Linked DNA regions of Mus musculus: region 2 is linked to region 1. A link is a loop called in an ENCODE intact Hi-C map of the cell type or tissue named here. Cell type or tissue: left cerebral cortex. All regions are shown on one strand. Each heading gives the region's core, and the rest is flanking DNA. Links, peaks and the distances in the headings are about the cores only.

What was found. Peaks named below come from ENCODE experiments on the same cell type or tissue, not always from the same donor. Only the 100,000 strongest peaks of a DNase experiment are listed, where the experiment ranks them.
Region 2: a loop joins it to region 1, with 4 times the contacts of the local background. A loop is called at or near these places in 2 of 42 quality-filtered maps.

What each region holds. Positions count from the first base shown.
Region 1 is chrX:41,249,657-41,261,687 of GRCm38, forward strand. It overlaps the pseudogene Gm5385. Among named protein-coding and RNA genes, the nearest start is that of Gria3, 150 kb to the right of the region's middle. In left cerebral cortex, for the core only: no CTCF peak of the experiment used is centred there; DNase peaks (open chromatin) are centred at 5,237 and 5,842; H3K27ac peaks cover 1,384 bases.
Region 2 is chrX:40,787,064-40,799,094 of GRCm38, forward strand. No RefSeq gene overlaps it. Among named protein-coding and RNA genes, the nearest start is that of Gria3, 610 kb to the right of the region's middle. In left cerebral cortex, for the core only: no CTCF peak of the experiment used is centred there; DNase peaks (open chromatin) are centred at 6,555, 6,895, 8,088, 8,371 and 2 more places; H3K27ac peaks cover 612 bases.

The DNA of each region.
Region 1 (12,031 bases), core at 1,802-9,801:
TGCTGGGACCTGTCTGGGCCCTGCAGTCATTGTTGGCCTTCTGAGAAAAGCATCTAAGCAGGAAGGCGTGAACTTAGTGAATGCTAAGCTACTGGTGAAAGAGGCTGGCCTCAATGTCACCACCTTCCACAACCCTGGGGTTCCAGGGGAGCAGAACAGCGCGGAATGCCTCCTGACTGTGGCCCTGGCAAGTACCTCCTACCAATGCTGCAGATACTCAACGAAGCTGTCTTCAGACCACAGGTGCCACTACGCAGGGGCCAACCCCTGCTCATATTCTGGGCTCAGCCCTCCAACCCTGTGATGCTGTCCACTATGATTGGCCTCCTGGCAGAGGTGGGTGTACAGCTGCTGTCCTACCAAACCTGCATGGTGTCTGATGGAGAGCCCTGGCACGTCATGGGCCTCTCCTCCCTGCTGCCCAGCCTGGAAACATGGAAGCAGCATGTATTGGAGGCTTTCCAGTTCTGCTTCTGACCCTGGGGCTCAGCACTCTCAGCCCCACAGGCTCTTTTGAAGAAACCTGCTCACTGTGACCTATAGGGAGAGGGGATCGCAGAACCAGGGCATCTGCCTGAACTAATATCTAGTAAAGAATCTTAACTAAAAAAAAAAAAAAAAAAAAAAAAAAAAAAAAAAAAAAAAAAAAAAAGAAGGAAAGACAAGGGGAAATCTGATTACAGTAATAATATGTTGGTTAACCAGTACAAACACACAGTTGGATGGGAAGGTAACAGACTGAAAAGAGAGGCTACTTCAAGAGCAGAGAGAGAAGAGGGGGATTACAGAGAGAGGGACAGAGAGGGACAGATACACACACACACACACACACACACAGAGAGAGAGAGAGAGAGAGAGAGAGAGAGAGAGAGAGAGAGAGAGAGAGGGAGATCAGTTTAGTTTTGAGCAGAGCGGTTGGTTCAATTCAGTTCTGTTTAGTTCAGTCCAGTTCATTTCGGTTTAGTTCAGTTTAGAGCAGTTCAGTTCAGGGACTTCAGAGGAAGAGTAATCCAGTCAGAAGCCAAGAGAAGCCAATTTGAATCAATCAGCTTAGATAAAAGTTTGAGCCAGAACAGCAAAGTTGAACAAGCCAGCCAGAGTTCAGAAAGAACTAGAAAGAGTAAGCTTATTCAAAAGTAAGCCTTCAAGATGATAATCACAGCATCTGGCAAATGAAAGCAACAGTTACACACAGAGAGATTGGAATAATACAAATGAGGACATTTCTATTTAAAAGATCCTAGAAAATAGATGTGTTTCTAAAAATAGAAGATTGATCACACACCGGTCTCCTTTCCTTACAAAACTCAACTATAATTTCAGCAAACAAGTTTTCAAAAGAAAATACAGTCCGAGAGATATCAATAGAGACAGTTGACTAGATATGCCAATGAAATTTGGGAAGACTGAAAAAAAAATTTTGGAAGACTAAAAATTAAGATGAAGTAGTAATACAGAAGAATGGAAGATGCTGTAATCTAATATTCTATAGAGTGGGATGATGTTTTTTGGAGTGGGCAAAAGAGTTTTTCCTATAGGAAAAATGAAATGTCATGTCTTAGAGGCACTAACTACCACAGAAAACAGGAATGTTATATATTATAGAAAGCAATTAAACTGATTCCAAGTCTCTCTACCAACCAATTAGATATCAAGAATCCATCTACTTCTCTGACTAATGTTCTATTCCACCTTCTAAAGCAAAAAAGATGCCTGTCTTCTAAATATGTGGAACTTGAGCATCTCTGAACACATGAAGGCCAAATAGCAAACATGGCAGGGTTAAGAAAAATTGTTGACTAAATACAAGTCTGCCTGCCTACTGATAGCAAAATTTGACTACATAAAATAGAAGCTTATATCAGTCCTTTAAGTCAAGTAAAACCCTTAGACTAGAAGCAGGCCAAAAATGAACCTTTTTCACATCCAGTCATTACACTCTCATAATCACCTTGTACATACTACCATTAGCTACAAATTTACATTCTCACTTTCTTGTCTTCATGAAATCATTGAAAAAGAATCAAGATGGCTGGAGAGATGGCTCAGTGGTTAAGAGCACTGATTGGTCTTCCAGAGGTCCTGAGTTAAATTCCCAACAACCACATGGTAGCTCAAAACCATCTGTAATGGGATCTGATGCACTCTTCTGTTGTGTCTGAAAACAACTAGTGTATTCACATACATAAATCTTTAAAAAGAAAAATGAAAATGAAAAAGAATCAAGAAACCATGAAATGAAAAGACATGTGCCCTATAGTCTGCTTCACCTGGAGTCTACAGTGTTTTACTTGTATGAAAAAGGACAACTCAAACTTTCTAATATTTGGTGTCTACCTGTAAATCAGGAAATATAAAACTAAGAGTTCCATATACATAACATTATACCAAAGATTTAAAAGATGTTTATCATAGATATACTTAAGATTTACTAACTAATATTAGCTATAGACATTTGAATATTTGAAAATATTAACACTTAGTGTCTTAATTCAAGATTTTATATTAAGAACCTATGGCTAGACAGGTCATATACCTTGTGGAAGAACTTACTACTATTATGCTACTAAACTGACATGGTATTAAATTAACTTGTAATATCCATAAGTCAATGCATCTCCAAACCTTCATGTGAAAAACTATTTACAATTTACAGTGATTAACACAGAGAAGCGCAACTTTCCAAGGTGCAGAGAATAAGAGATTACAGAATGCTCATCCCTAAGTGGAAGATATATACTGTATTCTTCCCCTGAGGCTTAGGGATCTTTGTTAGAGAAGGGGTAGAAAGAGGATAAGAACTGAAGGTGGTAGGTGACTGCAAGAAAGCAGTATCTTCTGGATGCAGGAGGATATTTGCACATATCAACTCATAGTGGTTGTACACAAGTCCTGTGTAAGCCCAAGTGAGACAAAATCACAGCATGAAGAAGAGTTGAGTGTAAAATCCCAAGCCTATCCATGGAATTATCAGCTTGGCAATTATCAGCTACTAAGAGAGGGAAAGAGTGGAATTTAGTCACTTGGAAGGCAACTATAAGCCAATGGAAGACTACATATCCAAGAATATTTGGGCAGCACAAATTGGTCTTGATAGGTTTTTAAAGGATACAAATCTGGGTGGGTAGAGAATAGGGTTGGATCTGGGAAGACTAGGGGAGTGGATATAATCAAAGTGTCTTCTGTGAAACTCTCAAAGGACTAATGTCTTCGTTTGGGTATTATTGCTATGAAGAGACACCATGACCACTGTAATTCATATGAAGCAAAACATTAAATTGGGGGCTGCATTACAGTTTCAGAGGTTTAGCCCATTATCATAATGATAGGAAGCATAATATCATCCAGGCAGATGTGGTGATGGAGGAGTCAAGAGATCTACATCTTGATCGGAAGGCAGACAGCCAAGAGGAGACTGTGTTCCACAGGCAGCCAGGAGGAAGATCTCATTCCACACTGGGCAGAGCCCGATCACAGGAAACCTCAAAGCATATCTTCACAGTGACACACACTTCCTCCAACAAGGACACACCTAACACAACAAGGTCACATCTACTAATAGTGCCACTCCGTTTGGGGCAAGTCATACAAGTCTATTCAAACCACCACAACTAATAAAAAATACAGTGTTCATTAATGAATTGTCAGATGTGTCAGATGTGTTTTACAACTTCTTAGGCTTGTTCTTCAATGAGGAATATAATCACAGTGGTTTTTTTAGTCCAAAACACTATTCTGGGAAGAATCCTTTCCTAAGATCCAACGAGTTATAAAACCTTGTTTTCCTTTCACACTGACCACCAGTTCCACCACAGTTTGGGCTCCTGGCTGAAGGCAAACCACCTATTTTACTTACTCTAAACTAATTACATTTTTACCCTTGTCAAAAAATCAACCAAAGGATGCCAAATCTACAGTTGCTACATACATGATAAGACAGACAAGACCAATAGTGATGCTGTCAAAAGAAAGAGAAGAGGAACAGGGAGAATCAGTGGTGAAAGCATATTTGAACAGGTTTTCATTATCTATTTCCCAAAATATAGCAGTATAATGAAAAACCAGAAAATGGTGTTATGCAGTAACCCTGTGTGCTTCCGTTCTTAGGTCTGTATATTAGCTATGGAACTGTATTGATCTGAGTAGGGCTTCATGAGTTCCCCTGTGCATCTGGGGCCAACTGTGTATTGTCTACAGTTTTGCAAATATTAGCTAGCCTGTCTCACACATATAGAGCTGCAGCTGCACAACCAAACTGACCTGGCCCTGTTCCATGTGTTTCATTGACCTACTAGCTAACCTGGCCATGAACTCATGGCAAAGTCACAGTAATGGGATAAGAACTGGACATACACTTTCTAAATTTCTGCTTACATGATGGGTACTGATATGCTTCTAAACAAATTCTGTCAAATGGCTCAACTCAGAGTCAGAGTAAGAAAAGGTCCCAGGGCTAAAGATAGGAAGTCAGAAAAAAAATCATTCATTAGAACCATAAAGCAAACAGTCTTCCACAGACCTTTAGATAAAGGAGACTATCTTCACTGCTCAAAAGCTGTGCCTATATAGTGATATCTAGGACTAGACTTCTAGTATTTTTCCAATCAAAGAATGATTAAAAGAATCCTAAATTGAGTGGAAACAATTTAGTAACAAACGGATAGACTGGTACAAAATGGAAAGTAGTTGGGATAAAACAGAATCTCTGGTATTGTTAATGAAACCAAGAACCTTGCCAATTTCAACCAAGCACTAGACAGTACTCTCACCCAGAAATGGCTGGTCTGCTGATCAGCTAAATCAAATGGCTGAATAGTCAGGCACTAATAAATAGGTATTTAATGATTTTTTTTATTTTCTTGTCTCTTTTATCTTCTAGAAGTCAGAAGAATTCAGTAATTTTATAGGAAATCACAAAATCACAGTACACCTGATGATCCTTGAGTAATTTCTTTTTTTAAATATATGCTGCCATCACTTCTTGGCCTTTTGGCTGAGATCATACGTAAATATATGCTGCCCTACACAGACAAACCCAGTCCTGCCAGTTATCTATTTCCAAGCTGCCTGGTTCAGCTTCGAGAGATATCTGGGAATATTTCACTTGCTTCAGAACTTCCATAAATATTCAATGAGTCTGAGTGACCAGAATAGATCTGCACATTTCTTCTCTTTGCAGAACATGTAAAGAGCGGAGAGACATTGTGCTGATTTCCAGCTTTGATTCAGAAAAATCTTGGCTCTCAGAGCCCTGAGCATCTGTAGCTCCACACCCACCTGAGCTAATCTTGAATCAGCTGCTAAGACACGTCCAAGGCTTTGAACATTCACACAGACTCACTAAAATCTCCTTGTGAGGACTCTCTCACCCACCATCTCTTACTAATGTAACATTTAATAGAGACTGCTATTGAACTGCTAAACCTACTCCACTCCTGTTATTTATCTAAGCAGGATGAAATATGCCACTATGAAGTCTAAATCATAGGGAAATTTACTCTCATTATATTTAATTGTATTCTCAAATAATTGATTTGTAATAGCCATCTTCAAATGGATATTATAAGCCATTGTGAAATTAGCTTAGTTATGATACAATATTTTCCACTGAGTCTGGGTCCTCACAACAGAATTCCAGACTTACCGATGATTTTAGCTGTGATATCTGAAAACTCCATCATCACAAAATGCTGTAGATTCCTATATTTTCTTCTTGGCAAAGATCTTACAGATTTAAGAAGGGCTACCCAGAGTCTTAGCAACATATTTCTTATGAAGAAGAGGAAGTACAAACTGCACAGTGCAGAACAGAGTGACTATTTTTATAAATGCTGTATTGACAATTATGTAAAGCATATATGCAAACACAGCCATGTCCTTTAATTTATAGTCTATCTCATCTGCTTTGATCATGGAGGCAAATGAAATCTCTTCAGTTGCAGTCACAAGACTTTGAAAGCAGTTTAGATAGTATTAATCAAGTCCTTTTGTCATATATAAAATATCTTGTCAAGATCAAAGAACATAAAGGAAAAAAGTGCAAAGAAAGAGGCATAGTGGAATTTTTCCATGGAGTTATTTGCTTTTTTTCCCTCACAGTGAAAGAAGATGAGAGGATTCAGTGACCAACCTGAAAAAGCTTAATGTCTCAATGATCCACGAATTCTATAAAAATATTTCTGAGCAGTCTATTCCTCCTACAACAGTAACAACTTGAAGCTCAAGTGCATGGACATTCTGGGTGGTTCATAAGTGTTTCAGGTGTAACAAGTGAAACTGAAAAAAACTATTCTCCTTAACATGTAACACATAGATCATAGATAGATTGTCTATACTATAGACAATGATAGTAGCATCCCATCAAAGCTTTTAGTTAGTGGGACAGATACTGTATTTTGGAATATGAATGCCTATTTTATCAGGAAATGTTGCTACTGGCCCACGATAACTCTATACTTAGAAATATCTTGAGACCTAACAGAATAGCTCAATGATAAACTATGTATTTAGTAGGATCACAAGGCTCTGGCATTAGTCCCAGCACAAAAATCTTCAGAGTCTTCCAACACAAGGATACAATCCTTCCAATAAAATATAAGGCCCTTCACAATCTTGTTCCCTCCTACTTTAGAGTCTCACATGCAGCTATTTCCTGAAACTTCTCTGAATATAATGTCAATACATGCTTCAAATGTGCAAGGTATATTAGGTTTTCTTTACCTTTACACACAATATTTTATACCTATTCTCTCTTTACACTCCTAGCCTTTGCAAGCAAACCCTAGCATAAGCAAGTATAATCAGGCTCTATAGACTTCAAATTTTGTCATTTTTTCCTTAATAGCTATACGTATAAGCTCAGCTATGGGTATATACATTCACATACAGATACATTATATACATGCATGTTGAAAACTAAACTATTTCATATCTACTTCATAGTCTCAAGTGATATACAAACTAACTGCTATAGAAGAAGTATTAAAAACTATGATAGAATTTTTGATAGAAAAAAAGTCCACGATTGATAAACATGGATTTGCTTATCTGAACCTCTTTGAAAGTATCTAATAACTTATGTTTCCAAGTAGGTATACTGATATTAGAAGTCGATTACTGAGAGTTGTGTCTCTGTGTGTGTGTGTGTGTTTGTGTGTGTACATGCATGTAGTGTCTATCCCACTTACAAAACTGACTCCTAGTCATAACCTCAATTATATATGCTAATCAAATTAGCACCTGCCAATCACAAACCTTTTTTCAATAAGGCACCATATAAATTGACATTTTTCTCTCATTATTGAGATCTCTGGTCCCTGGGAAAAGACCATGTCTTGCATTATTGTTTCTTGTTCTTACAGTTGGTGCATAGGGAGGAGGGTAATTTCTAAGACCCTTAATTCATCTCCTATTTATAGAGTTTTACAGAGAAGTTAGGAAGTTATAATGGTTCATTTCATGACTCAGTTGACATAGTAAATTATTTTAATTTCAGAAGAGATGGCAGTGATGCAACAATTTTTTATTATTACTCAAAAACTTCCTTATTCAGAAAATCCATTTTTGCAAGTAAATTACTTCCATAATGAATTGACTTCTGTGTCACAATGTAGAGACCAAGTTCTACCACATGCACTGGTATTTAGAGTTCTCCAACACCTTTGTAAGCTCTACTACTGTTAAAGAAAAAAAGCTGTAAGGTAGCATTTGCTTCAAAGGTAAATACGTTTGTAATAAACCTGTAATTGTGATGACTGTCCCTCTTGAATATTTCAAAAGATCCCTGACTGTTTTAGTCATGATTCTTTAGAGTAATAGAACCAAGGGGATGTGTGTGGGTGTGTGGGTGTGTGGGTGTGTCTGTGTGTGTGCACACACACGCGCATGCATGCATGTGTGCACACGTGCGCATATGCACCAGAACTTAATAAGTGGTTTAAAATAGTAGCAACAGCCAAATTTCAACTGAGAACTTAGTAGTGGCTTCATCCTAGAAGCTGAATGCCTCAGCACCTGGGGAAGTCTTAGAATAGTTGTCTCTCTCACTATCTGGGAAACAACAAATTACTTACTCTGTCTACAAGGCCAGGTGCTTCAATAGTGCCATTCTGGACCCAGAAGCCTACAGGATTCCTGAAAAGCCACTGATCCCTAGCCCAAGATGAAATCTTAGAAACACTAGTTCTGAGAGCAGAAAGGCATAAGCAGCAACAGAATAAATCAACTCGGAGGCAAGAAGGAAGGTCAAGCTAGCAAAAGGTAAGATAATCTTCCTTTTGACTTACTTTCTTTTTAAGCTGAGCTGCTACCAGGAAGTGCCTCCCACAGTAAGGAGAGGCTTTTCAACACCAATCAAAGCAATCAGGATATTTCTTCATGGGAAGCTCCCTACTCAGACCATGCGAATTTGTAGTAAATTGGTATTAAAACATGTAATAATCCCCTAGAATCATTGACCAAAATGTGAAAAGCAAAATATATCTCTGAGCTTTATAACACCATGTTTATCTTAAGCTTCAAAGAAACCACAAGTGACCAGGAGGTATCCATTAAACACACAAAAAAAAAAAAAGTAAAAAGAAGTAATTGACAGTTGCTGCAAGTAAAATAGAAATAGCCTTTTAACCTGCACTCCTTGATAGTTGAAACCATTAATGCATATATGTAAAAAATGTATGTAAAGATATATTTCAAAAGTATTAGTCATATCTTCATCCAAAATGTACAAATACACATACACAATACACAAGCTTCATAAAAGTTTTAAAAATTCTTAATCACAAACATAAGTACAAAAACTAAAATCAATATACCACAATCTGGGGAAATTAAAAAGGACTGGCCACCTCCTCATTATGAGCTAGGGAATTCACTTAAAATATCATAGAGAATAATAAACCCCAGTTAATACAATTGTGCCTTTAAAATACTATAATATTATGAAGACATTGAAGATTCTTTTGCTTTTCAAAGTATCATTCTAGGCAGGTTTTCAGATAATATATGATTGTTAGATGATGACAAAAGAAAAAAACATATAGACAGACAGATATATTCTTTTTGCAGATATTATTATTTTATTTATTTTTTAATTAGGTATTTTCTTCATTTACATTTCAAATGCTTCAGATATTATTTTTATATATTATTTATGTAATATAAATAAAAAATAAAGAGGAAAATAGTGTAACCTAAGCTACTGAGAAATTGTGATACATACTTCACATACTTAAGGCCAAAGTTTACCTTCTTTCTTCATAATTTGGCAGACCTACAACTCTTCTGTCAGTCACTCTTTGACAAGAGATGCCCTGTTAGTCATCCCTCAGACATGCATGGACAGATACATCTCTAAATGCATTCTAACTTGCAGGCACCTATGCATGTACACAAATACTCAAACACAACCACCTTTTAACCACCACATGCAAGCCACTTATCAAAATTGCCAAAGAAGCATTAGAAAGTATAGCGCTTCGTAGGAAACTAAGGTGATTGCCATAATCAAACACCCAGAATACAGCAATGTGTTAGTAAATTAGAATGATTGAGTCTATATTTCAAAACATAAGCTTTTCTGTGCTTTCTATTGCATATTTGTGTATGTGTGCTTATTCATTTTTCAAGTCAGTGTTTTCCTGCTCCTTTATAGATATATTATCTTTCTCTAACATATGATAGACAGACATGTAGAAAAATAAATAAAAACTAATAAAGATGCTATTAACTCTGACATCCTAGATTTCTTAGAAAGCCAAAAGCACAATTCCTACGTGCAGAGAAATTGGTCACACAAAAAAAAGATAAACCTTCTGAAGCTTTATTTTTATATTCTAGAAGTATTAAACAGTTGCATTTGATGTTACAGATGCTTACCATCTTCAGCACTGGAGCAGCAGGATTTATATTTCAATTTTGCTTATTCTCATTTGCAACAACTCACATCAGGAAAACCCTCCTGGGTTGTAACCATACAGCTTCTTTTAAAGACTCCTGTTTCTTTTATTAAACTTTATTAAAAATAAACTTCCACTTTTCAAAGGGCATTTTACTGTGCCCTTTTGGATATTTCAATGTTACTGGGAGTGATACAAAGTTAAACAGGATCTAGAACAGGAGGTATGATGTCATATTTCATTAAGACAGCATGCAAACTCTTGCAGATTTAATGTTGATGAACCCACATTTCAGCGCAACTGGTACACACATACTCATACAAATGTGATTATATATTTAGTGCCTCCTATATTTCTTAATCTAGAAATTAGAAGAACCTGTATTTTATAATTGAATACCTGACAACACCTTAGAGAATAATGATAAAAGAAGATAGTCAAGCAACAAGTGTGTATCATAGGCTTTTGCAACCATTTCAGGTGAATTACAAAGAGATCTGGTGGTGTTGGGGGGCACTGTTAAGGAACCTCCACTAGATACAGAGGAATAATTAGTCCTCATGAATCATGCAAAGCAATCAACATCCATAACTAACTTCATTGCTTATAAAAATTCAAATTCCTGAACCCAGCACAAACTTATAGAATCAGAACTTGTGGGGCTAGAAATCTATCTTCTAACAAGTAACAAGTTTTTTCAGTCATTCTAAAAATCAGTAGGGTTCATGAGCCACTAAAACACACAGACAACTAAAGGGTCCACAAAGCACTTCTACATGCATTCCTGCTGGAGGAGAATCACTACGCTACATGTAATTGGAGAATCAAAGGATGGATGAGGAGGGGGTAATCAGAAAGCTTTCCCAGACCAGAGCTTTTCCATGAAGGATGAGGGAGATTTGGACTGAAAAAGAAATGAAAGGGATGACATTTACAGAGGGATGATACAGCATAGTCTCAGTAGTGAATTTGTAAGGGAACAACTGCAAAGATTCAGAACAGACCAGCAGTGGTATGGTGCTGCTATTAAGAACGAGAGTGAGAGAAGATTGTACCTATAATGAGATTTGAGTCCCCAAGAGCAGTACATCAGTGGTTTCTAGTAGCAAATGGTTTGGGTAAAGGATACCATAATTGTGTCAGCCTTGCAAAACAGATAGCCCATTGGTTTCAGTAAACAAGGTGTGGGATGGGTACAAAGAATGGCACAAAATGAGAAGTGCAATATTCCTTTCAGTACCCACATTAACCCAAACCCCTACACTAACGCTCCCAAACCATTATATAATAGTTGAAAGCAAATGCTTAAAGTCTTCAATAGCTTCTCATTTCCCTTGGGAAAAAGGCAGCATTTTAAATATAACTCACGTGGTGTTTTGTAGCATGTAGTTTTTTTGGCTGTCCTGCTTTGTGCTCCTGGCTGGTTGCATGCATGCAGCCAAGCAGGAGCTATCTAAGATCTGTGAATAGAAAACACACACACCCCTTCCAGGTACGGCCAGCACCAGAGTACCTAGGGCGCAGAGTCGGCTGACACCCGACAGGTACCCACAAGACCTGCCACGGGATCTTAAGACCTCTGGTGAGTGGAACACAGCATCTGCTCCAAATCAATTATGCGGGACCTGAGACTGCATTAATTACGGAAGCAGAAAACCCGGCCTGATTAGGGGCACAAGTACCTTCTGGTACACGCCAGCACAGGGGTACCTTGGACGTGGAGTCTTCGGACACTCGTAAGGTATACACAGGACCCTCCACGGGATCTTAAGACCTCTGTGAGTGGATCACAACTTCTGCCAGGAGGCAAGTTTGAACACCAGATATCTGGGCACCTAGACCTGGATTTAAAAGCATATCTCATGGTGATGTTAGAGGACATCAAGAAGAACTTTAATAACTCACTTAAAGAAATACAAGAGAACACTGCTAAACAGGTAGAAGACCGTAAAGAGGAAGCACAAAAATCCCTTAAAGTATTGCAAGAAAACACGACCAAACAGGTGTTGGAATTGAATAAAACCATGCAAGACATAAAAAGGGAAATAGACACTATAAAGAAAACCCGAAGTGGGGCAACGCTTGAGATAGAAAACCTAGGAAAGAGATCTGGAAATATAGATGCAAGCATCAGC
Region 2 (12,031 bases), core at 1,887-9,886, 460 kb before region 1:
CCTACTGGTCTTCCACTTCTACTAACCCAATTAAAATAATTCCTTGTAGGCATGACAGTGTCCATTCTAATATGAATATTTCCTTACAGATATTTATATGTACTTGATTCCTCGGTTATTCTAGGTCCCATAGAGTTAATAATTAATATTAACCATCATATAAATCATTGCTGAAACTTTCTATGGCCTTCTATGAAATCTAATTATAGCAAACTTATCAAAAATAAAGAATTTTTGGTTATGTATTCGCCTTGCCTATCTTTCCATCTTTTGTCTTACACTGTTGCTATATAATGTGTTACATACATATTTATTGTACCCACCACTAAGGATCCTTTGTTCTCTCTATAACTTTTTTTCATGCTACAAGTCTGTATCTATCATAATGATTTTTATATTCCTCCAAGCACTCACAATGTACAACTAGATTGCTCATAAAATTTTTGCTTCTTTATTCTCTCTCTCTCTCTCTCTTTGGTAGATGATAAGTTCATGAAAACCGAGATTTATCCATCAAACCCACAATGGTAAGAGCATAATTATTTATGGATAATGGCAAAACTTGGATCTGAATCCAAATTAAATTTTCAAGATAATTCTTTATTCGAATCTCACCCAATTGGCAGGGGGTAGGAAGGTATTATGCCTGGTACCAGAAACCTATCCAGTTCCACAAGACCAGTTAGGTAACAACCCTTAGGAAATATTCTACTTCAGCCACTCTGCTACACCAGCATAACTCCTCATAACTCCTTACAACATTCTAAATTTTATCATTATAGGAACAGCAGGTATAGCTACCATTCCTCATTTTAAAAAAATCAAACAAGCAAACAAAAACCTTCTCTTTACAGGAAATGGAGACCATCACAAACAACAAGTACAATTGGAAACAATGCAGAGATCAATGGATCATGGTGAACCTAACCCAAGTTGATACATCTACATCATAACTTCTGCATTTATTTCTCAAGAAACACAAAAGAGGTTTTAGAATGAATTTAAGAGCCAGAATACCAGGAAGTGGAAAAGTCTCTCCTAGGAATGGTTGTATAAACAAGAACAAAACAATGGCATTTTCTATGGACATGTTAACATGGAAAGGGGAAATTTTCACAGAGTCTTAGTCACAGACAAAGAACTACAGGTAACTAATGACTACTGGAAGAAAGACTTAGTTTCTCTCAGGGATGAGACCCTGGATTAGTTTTCTAAAGCTGAGTGGTCAGCCCTGAATCTATATACACACCAACAACAAACATGGACTCAGAAAGTTGCATATGCGTATGTGCAGATCTGTGTGCATGTGTATATGCATACATATAATGCAAACATACACAGATTTATATGTATATATAATCAAAGAAAATGAGGCTATCAACTTAAGAACATGGAGAAGACATGGGACATAGTAAAAAGAGGAGTGGGCTGATAAAAGAATGGAAAATGACATAATTCTCTTTCATTTTAAAATGTTTTATAAATATATTAAAATAAAATACAATGAAAATTGTATATAATTGTATGTTTTTTAATATAGATACAAATTAAAAAGTTTTTTATATAGATACAAATATATTGTTTATGAACAAATCAATTTTGCTGAAATGATTTATAACAACTCCTAATTTTGATTATTTCCACAACACCAAAAGATATTTGTATGTTTCTCTGTTTGTTGGTTTGTTTTTAGTGTCATTCTTTGTTGCTAGCAAAAAACAAAAACCAATCCTTCCAGTTCAATAACTTACATCTTGGACTTTAACAATTTGCAAATAGAACCAAATCAAAATTAAATTTTACTCTTCCCACAGGGCCCTCAAATGTGAATTAGGGAATACCTCAAGAGAACTCCAGTTCCCAATATGTTACAATTAAAAAGTTTTTTTTTTAAAGTACATTCCAGTTTGTAAGGCTGTTATAGATTTCAGGGACAAAAACAGTGTTATCACTAACATACAATCCAGTCTTGTTAATTCATGAACAGAACATGTGCTACAATTGCATAGGGGATGAGTTATTAATTGATTTATGAGGGCTGTTTGCAGGAGGATAGAGAGTGAAAATATCATTAGGTAAAAGAAAGCACAGAAGCAACTGTATATGTCTTTTTAGAGTTTATGCCTGCAGAAACACAGACAAGAATGGAAAAGATAAGATTCCCTAGGCTCAGATTTTCCCAGGGATAATGACCATAGAAACAACTATATATTCTATGCTTGCAGTAAGAAAGCTGAACATTATGAAAGTTTCTTTTGATTTCACTCAAACTGTATGAAATCTTCTTTTTTTAGAATATTTTAAATTTATTGATAATTTCATATATCTTTGCAGTGTATCTTGATTATATCCAACCACATTCCTCTTCTACTCTCCTTTAGCTTCCTAGTATTTCTCCCCTCCCTAAGGTAAGAAACTTCAAAGGAATTATGTGTGCTAAAAATTTCATGTTTAGGTAGACAGAGAATGGTTGAGTTGCTTGTATTGTGTCAAGAAAGGAAACCTTGTCTCCAAACATTGGGGTAGGGACTATAGTATAAAGTTCTCTGCCTTCTCACTAGAGAATGGTTTGTCTACCTTCCTAAAAGAAGCAGTGTGTGTACTGAGGTGCTTTTAAATGAATATATTGGAATGTTTTGCTTTTATATGAAAACAGAGTGTCAAACATTCATAATTGTATCACTCCATATACTTTTGCATATGATTTTAATTTGTTTATACATAATCTTAATAACCACAAATCCGTAGGTCAATATCAAAGTAATATATATATATATATGGGCCTCATAATACCCATTTTAAACAACAGCTTTATTCACTTTAAGTATTGTTTGCTTCAGTATACCTAAGAATACTTATGGTGGGTACAGTAGCCTACTTAACCCAGAGAGTAGATAATAGAAGACAGATAATTTTCTAAATGGAAAGCAGTTTTCTTCTTATAAGGCCAAAACCAAACCAAACCAACAACAATCAAAAATACAAAGTGATTGTGGACAATAGGGTGGTCAGTGACCAAAACCAATGTGTTCAGTATTTCTATGCCTAAGTTCAGAACATTTTCTGTGGGGGAATGTGTATTTGTGCGACAGTGGATTTCATCTAAAGAGCTGAATTGCTCAATAGAAATTTAGCAAATACTTTTTACGTTTTGCCTAACCCTTGACCTCCTTGGAATTAAACTCTTTTAAGTATAATCGTTTCCTGATTGTAGCTATTTTCTTAAACTACAATTTAAAATAAAGTGGAGTTTGCACTATTCTGCTTTCAGATGTCTTTTCTGAATTGTTAACCATTTTAGTTTGCATTTTGTTTTGACTACTTATTCATTTCCATGACGATTTGGAAGAACAGCTGAAAGCAAGCAGAAAATAATGAGATCTGTTATCTTCTGTAAAGTGAAGGTCAAGACAGAAAGACTTGCATATGTGTTCTTGAGGATATGTGACCCAGTAGAAGATGATAATTCGCACACTTTGGCTGACACTTCTGTTTATGCTAATGTTGCCACTTTTGAGTGACCATATACTGAAAAAATGATACATTTAGGAAGAGTGCTAAAACCTCAACTGCAACGATATCTTGTGGATGCGGTATGGATTGTTGACAGGATTTAGAAGCTGTGAACAACCACGTGGTGACTTTGTCATATCATATCACTGATCTGCACCTCAAACGAACATCGTCTATAGCAACAAAATTGTAAATTCAGCAGCTTACAAATTCAAAATGCACCATTTTTGATCCAATACGTCCATCTATCTTATGTGTTATATCCTTTCATAATAACTCCCTAGTAACCACGATTCCTTATTGTGGCTTATTGTTAGACATTATTGCCCACACTTCTGAATTTTCCTCAAACATTTCCCCACTTATAAACATTTCTACTAGAGGTTTGTTGTTGTTGTTATTGTTGTTGTTGTTGTTGTTTTTGTTTCCCTGAGATCACCAAAGAGAAGGAGCTTTTCCATGTGACTAAAGGGCCTTCAAGAGAATGGAAAAATATTTTTATGGTATTATTTTGATAGTGATGTTTAATAGTGTGTGAAAGTGTTTATCAACTATTTAGCACTCTACTCAAATAGTTTACAAATTTGGCAGTATTTTAGGATAATAATTCAATAGAAATAAAGGCTCTGAAGTCAAAAATATCTGGGTGCAAATGTGCACTTCATGTATAAATAGGAACTTTAATGTAATTTTTTTACATTTGGAACTTTTTCTGATTGTAACGCTAGCATAGTCATTATGAAATAAAATGGAAGTTTGGTGGGACAGAATGCTAAAAATAGAATAAAGTAAACATCATCCATATCCTATTGCATGCATATACTATTTAAAATATTTTGTTGTGTATTCTTCAGTGTACATAGCTTAGATAAAGATGCTGAGGCTCAAATTTATATTGACATATGAAGAATAAATTATGTATATAATGGAAGCAGATAACATGATGCCTGCATACAGAGTGTCTCCAATAAATTATGTATAACTTGCCAAATTATTGTTGAATCTTATTTATCTATGTGTATACATGCGCTTGTATATCTATGTATCTGTGATGTGTGTTATACTTGCACTTGTATGTGGAAGCCAGAGATCAACATCAGGTGTTTGATCCCCAGGAGCCATTAATATTTTTTTGAGACAGAGTCTCTCATTGGAACCTAGGGCTCACTAATTAGGCTACTCTGGCTGGCCAGCAATGCAAGATCTGCCTGTCTAAACTGTCTCAGCACCAGGATGACAAGAATATCAGACCATGCCTGGGTTTTATGTAAATATTTGTGGACAGAACCAAGGGCTGTGTTTCTTTTGTATACATTCAGTGGTCTTCTACCCATAAGTTGTTCCCAGTTTATGGTCTTTATTAGGAATCCCAGAAGAGTAAATCTGCACTCCTGCTTTCTTTATGTAGCCTTACTTTATTTGGCAAAATGTGATACACCAAGCTGCAGATCAATCAATGTTATTGATTCACCAAAGTTTGAATTTAAAAGAACCAGTCAATGCCTAACTAGCCCTACAAGAATAGAATGTATAATGCAGTTGTTTTGACCAAATTCTATTTGCCTAGTGCATTCTCCTCTAGGCAAAGTGAAGAATGACTTTGATCATCTATCAGATTCTTCCTTCTTCAGCCAATCATAAACTACACAAGTTTTCAGTGCACAATGCCCCTTAATTAGTACAGTGTAAACCATTTCAGGAATTCATGGAAGTAGAAATAAAAAAGTAATGTAGGCTCTTGCTAGTATGCCTCTGGCTAACTCACCTACAAATGTTCTTTTATTATTCTAATCTAGCTATGAATTGATGGAATAGCTATATCTCTCCTTAACTTGCTATTTATTACACTGAATTTGTTACACCTATATTCTCTGAAATAATACTTCTTAGAGCAGAAATCATGCTGCAAGACTATTTGTTTGTTTTTTGTTTATTTGTTTGTTTGTTTTTTCTAGACAGGGTTTCTCTGTATAGCCCTGGATGTCCTGGAACTCACTCTGTAGACCAGGCTGGCCTCAAACTCAGAAATCCACCTGCCTCTGCCTCTCGAGTGCTGGGATTAAAGGTGTGAACTACCACCACCCAGCTATTTTAAAAATCAAGGTTCTTTCTTTCTCTATGAATCAGTTCACTTATCTGTAAAACTGAATAATGTGAGAGGACAAAATCAGTATACATCCCATAGTTTGGTGAAGATTAAATTTTATAAGTCATAAAGAATGTAATACTTTGACACATTTTATAGGTTTTACATTTCCTAAAAAAGAGTGGTGTTGTCATTAAAAAACACAAATAGAGCAACTAAAGTTGGTTAATGTGGTTAATATCAGAACAAGTAGACCCTATCATATATGTCTTGATAAATAGGGGATCTAAAATACAAATATATGGCACTTACAATTCAGTTCTGAAGGGAAAACATGATAAAGAGATGAAATCTCTGCATTAGCTATAGCATTAGAACATATCCTCACAAAGTACTTGCTGGAACAAGTATAGAAATGATTAAACCTGGATAGATGAAAGCAAACAAAAAAAATCATCTCTCAAAAATGTAGAGAATTCTAGATCACTAATGTTTATCAGATTAAAATCAGTGTACTTGAATGTATGCTTTGCCTCCCAAATACCAAAATGATACATTAAGAAATTAATTTTCTCTATCCATGAATGACAGAAAGAGGAAAACAGGCCACGGAAAACCCATAGTGGCTTTGCTCCAGCTGTAGAGATAATCAGTTTCACAAGTGTTCTTGGTAAGTACTGCTATGCAGCATTTCTGTTGACTGCAGCTTCAGTTAATATCAATGATGAAACTACTTGGTCACATCCCTCAATATAAAATGAATCTTTACCTCATTCATTACCAGCTTGAAATAAATGCCTTGCAAGCTACATTGTAGGTAGTCAATAGAGCTCTCACCTTCAGAAATCCTATATTCCTTGCAGCTGGACTAGAACCTACTCAGTGACAATTTGAATAGTATATTTTCTCCATTTCCACATGGAGGATCATTGAATTGCATTATAAATTTTGGAAACCACAGTACTCAAGTGTGTCTTTTGTTCGACACAATTGACTTATGCAATCCTGATATTCATTAGTGTTTAGGCTACAGTACTAAAATTTACTGCAGACCAGGAAGAGTTCTGATCAACTATGTTATCATTTTAATAGTTAGAGTATATTAATCCTTGTCTTACTTCCTGTACTAATAATGTAGATTACATTAGATGGTATTCATGTCTCCTCAGGTAAAGTCACTGGAAATCTTACATCTCCATTAATAATGTATACCCATCCCACTTCCCACCCACTCCTTTCTTCACTGCTGCCAATGTACACTATAAATTCTTTTCTCCGTGATGTTACTTATGCTGTTGCCTCCCCCTGAAATGCACTCCCTCCTCCTCACTGCCTCTTCAAGTTCTATGCATCTTTCAACACCTAGTACAATTTCTTCCTCACTAATTAAACCTCCTATGCCAACTACAGCACACACTATTCTTATTCTCTTTTGACTTGATATCACTGTTGGTCTTAATCTGTTTTGAACTGATATATGTATATAAATAACCACCAGATAAGAGTTCTGACTCACAAGATACATACTATATAGCAGTATGTGTGTGTGTGTTTGTGTGTGTCTGTGTGAGTTAAATTTTTTGTTGAGAAAGTCCACACTGGAAACTTCTTTTGTATTTTCTACAACATTTGACTGTAAACACCTCTAAAAAATTCACTTGTAATTCATTGTTCCTGCAATTATTTATTTCTCTTTAATTTTTCTATAACACTTTGTAACACAATTTCTTTCCCTAACACATATCTTACACTCATTTTCTTTTCAATTTTTAAAATAGAACAAAAAATACAACCAGAAAATAAGGCAATATGACATTTAGGATAGTTAAAATTAAAATTAACCAAGCAGAGAGAAGAAAATGAAACCGAATTCTTCACATTTTCTGTTATCACTTCTTATAGCAGTAAAGTCGGCTGTGGCTATTCCTAGTCATTAGCTGGTTAAAATTAAGTGCATCTGCTTCTTTTCCTTTTGCCACAAAAACTAAAATAAATATCAATGACTTAGCATCTCTTAGGAATTTTCTAAACTCCAAGTATTTTACAGAAATACACAGGCATATTCCAAAAATCTTGTAAATTGAATTTTACTTCCATTTTCCACATGAGGAAAAGATGCCCCAGAAAGGCACTTGTACTTATTTACAATAATTAGTTTGTATCGTACCAGATTGAACCCCATTCTATCTTTTCTCCAATGTTTACATGCGAGAATGTAACAAAGGTTACAACTATATAACCTTTACTTCTGGGCCTCTTGAGGACCAAAGTGGAGGGATTTATTTTGGGTATTCAACACAGGCTAGGAAAGTCAAGATCTTACAGGGTTACATATCATCAATTTATTCAGCACTATGGGTAAAATTTACTGTAGACAAAGCTTTACTGTGTAGCATAAAAATATGGATGTTAAAAACAAACATGCTGTTTTATAGTTTCTGCTTCTGCCACTAACTAGCTGTATGACAGTGGGCAACTCATTTAACCTCTTTTGGCCTCCGTCATTTTATTCTCATCTGAAATATGAAGTAGTTGTACTAGGAGATCTCTGGGGGTCCTTCTAACTCTAATGGTCTATGAATTAAATGTCAAACTATTACCCTAAAAGGACAGCTGTTTAAGGATCTGCAATTAAATCAACCAAAAGAAAATCTGGCTCAATGAATTTAAATGTAAGTGTTAAGCTAAATTTAATGTTTTGGCACTCACAAATTTGCCTTGCAAGTTAATCTAAAATCAGTGTGAATGGTAAGATTTTCCTAACCTGAGGATGAAAGTATCTCATTACAATGTCATCAAAACTAATTCAAGAGTTGAAAAGGCCAGCAATGTTATAGCAAACGAAATTTACATCTTGAATAAATGAAGGTAGGGTATAGAAAGTAGAATATCTCTACCTTGTCTCAGAGGTATGAGCTGAAAACTCTTCATGAATAAACCATCAGGGTGTAATGTATACTCTCATCTTTTAGCCTTCACTGGCTTCCCAATTTAGGAAAAGCATTTCTCCCGAACCTATGTGTTGATTCTTGCTATTTTCTGCATTTATATTGTCTGGCCATTTAAAATCTAAACCTTCTGAGAACAAAAGCTCTTTAGAAAGACAAAAGAATTTATAGCCAGATTTACCGCCTGATGCCTTGGAATATGATTGAGCATGCCTCTTTTGAAACTTGATACCTGTAGTAAACCTAAATCACAGTGCTTTTCACTGTTAAAATTATCACTAAGTCATGTCTTGTAAGCTACTGGCCTAATATTTGATGGGAATAAATGAGAATGGAGCTCCTTGTATACAAAGAATAACTTCATCTGCCTGCATTTGATTCATGATTCCATACAAGTTGCTACCACAATTCAATATCTGTCATTTCAAGGGATGTTGAATTGAAATTACACAATGTGAATATTATCTGTTACACAAAGTCACATGGAAGTGAGCCAGACTCCAAAGGAAAGATTTAGGTTCTTCCACTGAGTTTGCATTTCATTTAAATGCAAGTTTGCAATGTTCTTAAGGCTGTTTAACAAGAGAATATACATGATATGAAGAAAAGAGTGTATGGGGATACAGAGAGACAGAAATAAAGAAAAAATCAGTAAAAGAACAGCAAAAACAAAAGGATATAATATATTAGGTTCTATTGCTAAGCATCTCCACATTCACTACTAAGTTCAGATTTAGAGACAGTGGCTAGGTGTCTTTCAACATTTAATTCTCTTTTTATTATATTTTTTCTAAAAAATATTTAAGCATGGGAGATAAGTCATATTTGCCTTTTGTCAGTTTCAGAAACTCAGTTCCTCTTTTCCAGCTATTGGACTAATGTGATACATGTGATGCAATTTTGTCCAATAAATCTGAAAAGTCTGCTGGGAACTTTTGGAAAAGCTTTTATCTGTCCTTGCATCTCCCAGCAAGCTTAGATTTATCATGAGTCATCTCCTGTTATGGAGCGTATTTTAGCTTTAACAAAATGCAGGCATTTGTTTTTCTGTGTTCCTTCCTGCTTTGAACATTCTCATGTAAGGACATAATGTTTAGAGCTATTTCAGCTACTTAGTGACCGCAAGGGAAAAGCAAAAATAATTCCACAGAAGCCCACTCAATGTCCTGACATCATTTGGTTGAATTAATCCTAGCACCAACTACCTCCAGATTTCTCTTTTAAAACACATTAAATATGATTTAATTTTCTTGTTCTCTATTGCTTGTAGATATAAAGATCATCTAGGATGGAGAAAAATTGCCCCAAAATGTTCTTATTGAAGTAACTACCATAGAAGAGTTGATAACTATTATGATGCATATAGTACATAAATCTCTACATCTGAATGATTCATCTCATACTTTGGTTCCTCACTATTGGGAATTTTGTCTTTTGCTTTTTCAAAACATGTTCTATGTACTGATAATGAGAAAATTAAATTTTGCACCAGGTTCTAAGTATATTTTCTTCCTCGACTGAATGCTTTATGCTTTAATGTTTTATGATGATGATGATGTGTATGTCTGTGTGGCAGTGTATACACATGAATGCAGGTGCCTGTGAATGTTAGAAGACAGTGTCAGACTCCTTGGACCTGGAACTACAGGCCACCTGACATGGTTCTGGGGAACTCTCAATTCTTCTATCAGAGTAGTAACTTATCTTTACGAATAAACATCTCTCTATCCCTTTATTTGTTTGTTTGTTCTTTAACTTTGTTTGCTTTGTTTTGTTGTTGTCATTAATTTTGTCGTGTTTGTTTGTTTTTTTGTTTTTGTTTTTGTTTTTTTGGGTTTTTTTTTTTGACATGGTTTCATTGTGTAGTCTTGGATGTCCTGGAACTCTGTTGACCTGAATTGCCTTGAACTCAAATATACCCTGCCTCTGCCTCCTGAGTGCTGGGATTGCAAGTGTTTGCCACCATACCCAGTTCCAACCACTTATTTGTGTATTTTAAATTCATGTCATCATTTCAACCAGATTGTAACTTTCATGTTGGCAATGACTGGTTTATAGAACACCAACATGATACTAAAAAAAAGACAACTTTTACTTGTTATGTTTAATTATTACTCTTCCTGCTTAGTCTACCATAAAGTCTCTAAAATTAATTTTACCAAAAAAGAATGATGTTTCTTATTGGGTTCAAGATGTAGTTTTCTAACTCCATTCTCCATTCCAAGTGCAATTCACTGAATTATTTCTATTTGTAATTGACAACTTGTAGAGAGGGAAAATCAGTTTCCTACAATGGAGTGACATTAGCTATATCAGTCACACTCTAGTGTAGGCCTCATGCTTTGGAATAGTTTGAGTTATTGCACAGTGCAAAACAGACTATATGGTTTTGGGGGGTTAGATTTTTTTATTTCATTTATTTGTGTATTTTATGTTGTTTTGTTTTGGCTTATTTTATTTATATGAGAGAAAATCAACATAAAATTGGATGGCTAGGGAGTGGTAGGAGCTGGGAGGAGTTAGGGCAGGGAAATAACACAATCACAATGTATTGTAAGATATTTAAAGATTAAAAATTAAATTAATTATTTCATAATTGAATGAAATGTAGTAACGGGTTCACCAACTTTTTAGAGTTTAATGAAAATGAAGCCACAACTTACCCAAACTTATGGGAAACTATGAAAGCATTTCTAAGAGGGAAACTCATAGCTCTGAGTGCCTCCAAAAAGAAACTAGAGAGAGCACACACTAGCAGGTTGACAACACACCTAAATGCTCTAGAACAAAAGAAAGCAAATTCACCCAAGAGGAGTAGAAGGCAGGAAATAATCAAACTCAGGGGCAAAATCAACCAAGTGAAAACAAGAAAAACTATTCAAAGAATCAACCAAATGAGGAGCTAGTTCTTTTTAGAAAATCAACAAGATAGATAAACTCTTACCCAGACTCACTAGAGGGCACAGGGACAGCATCCTAATTAACAAAATCAGAAATGAAAAGGGAGACATAACAACAGATCCTGAAGAAATCCAAAACACCATCAGATCCTTCTACAAAAGGCTATACTCAACAAAACTGGAAAACCTGGAGAAAATGAACAAATATCTAGACAGATACCAGGTACCAAAGTTAAATCAGGATCAAGTTAATGATCTAAACAGTCCCATATCCCCTAAAGAAATAGAAGCAGACATTAATAGTCTCTCAACCAAAAAAAGCCCAGGACCAGATGGGTTTAGTGAAGAGTTCTATCAGACCTTCAAAGAAGATCTAATTCCAGTTCTGCACAAACTATTCCACAAAATAGAAGTACAAGGTACTCTACGCAACTCATTTTATGAAGCCACAATTACACTGACAACTAAACCACAGAAAGATCCAACAAAGATAGAGGACTTCAGACCAATTTTCCTTATGAATATTGATGGAAAAATACTCAATAAAATTCTCGCTATCCTAATCTAAGAACACATTAAAACAA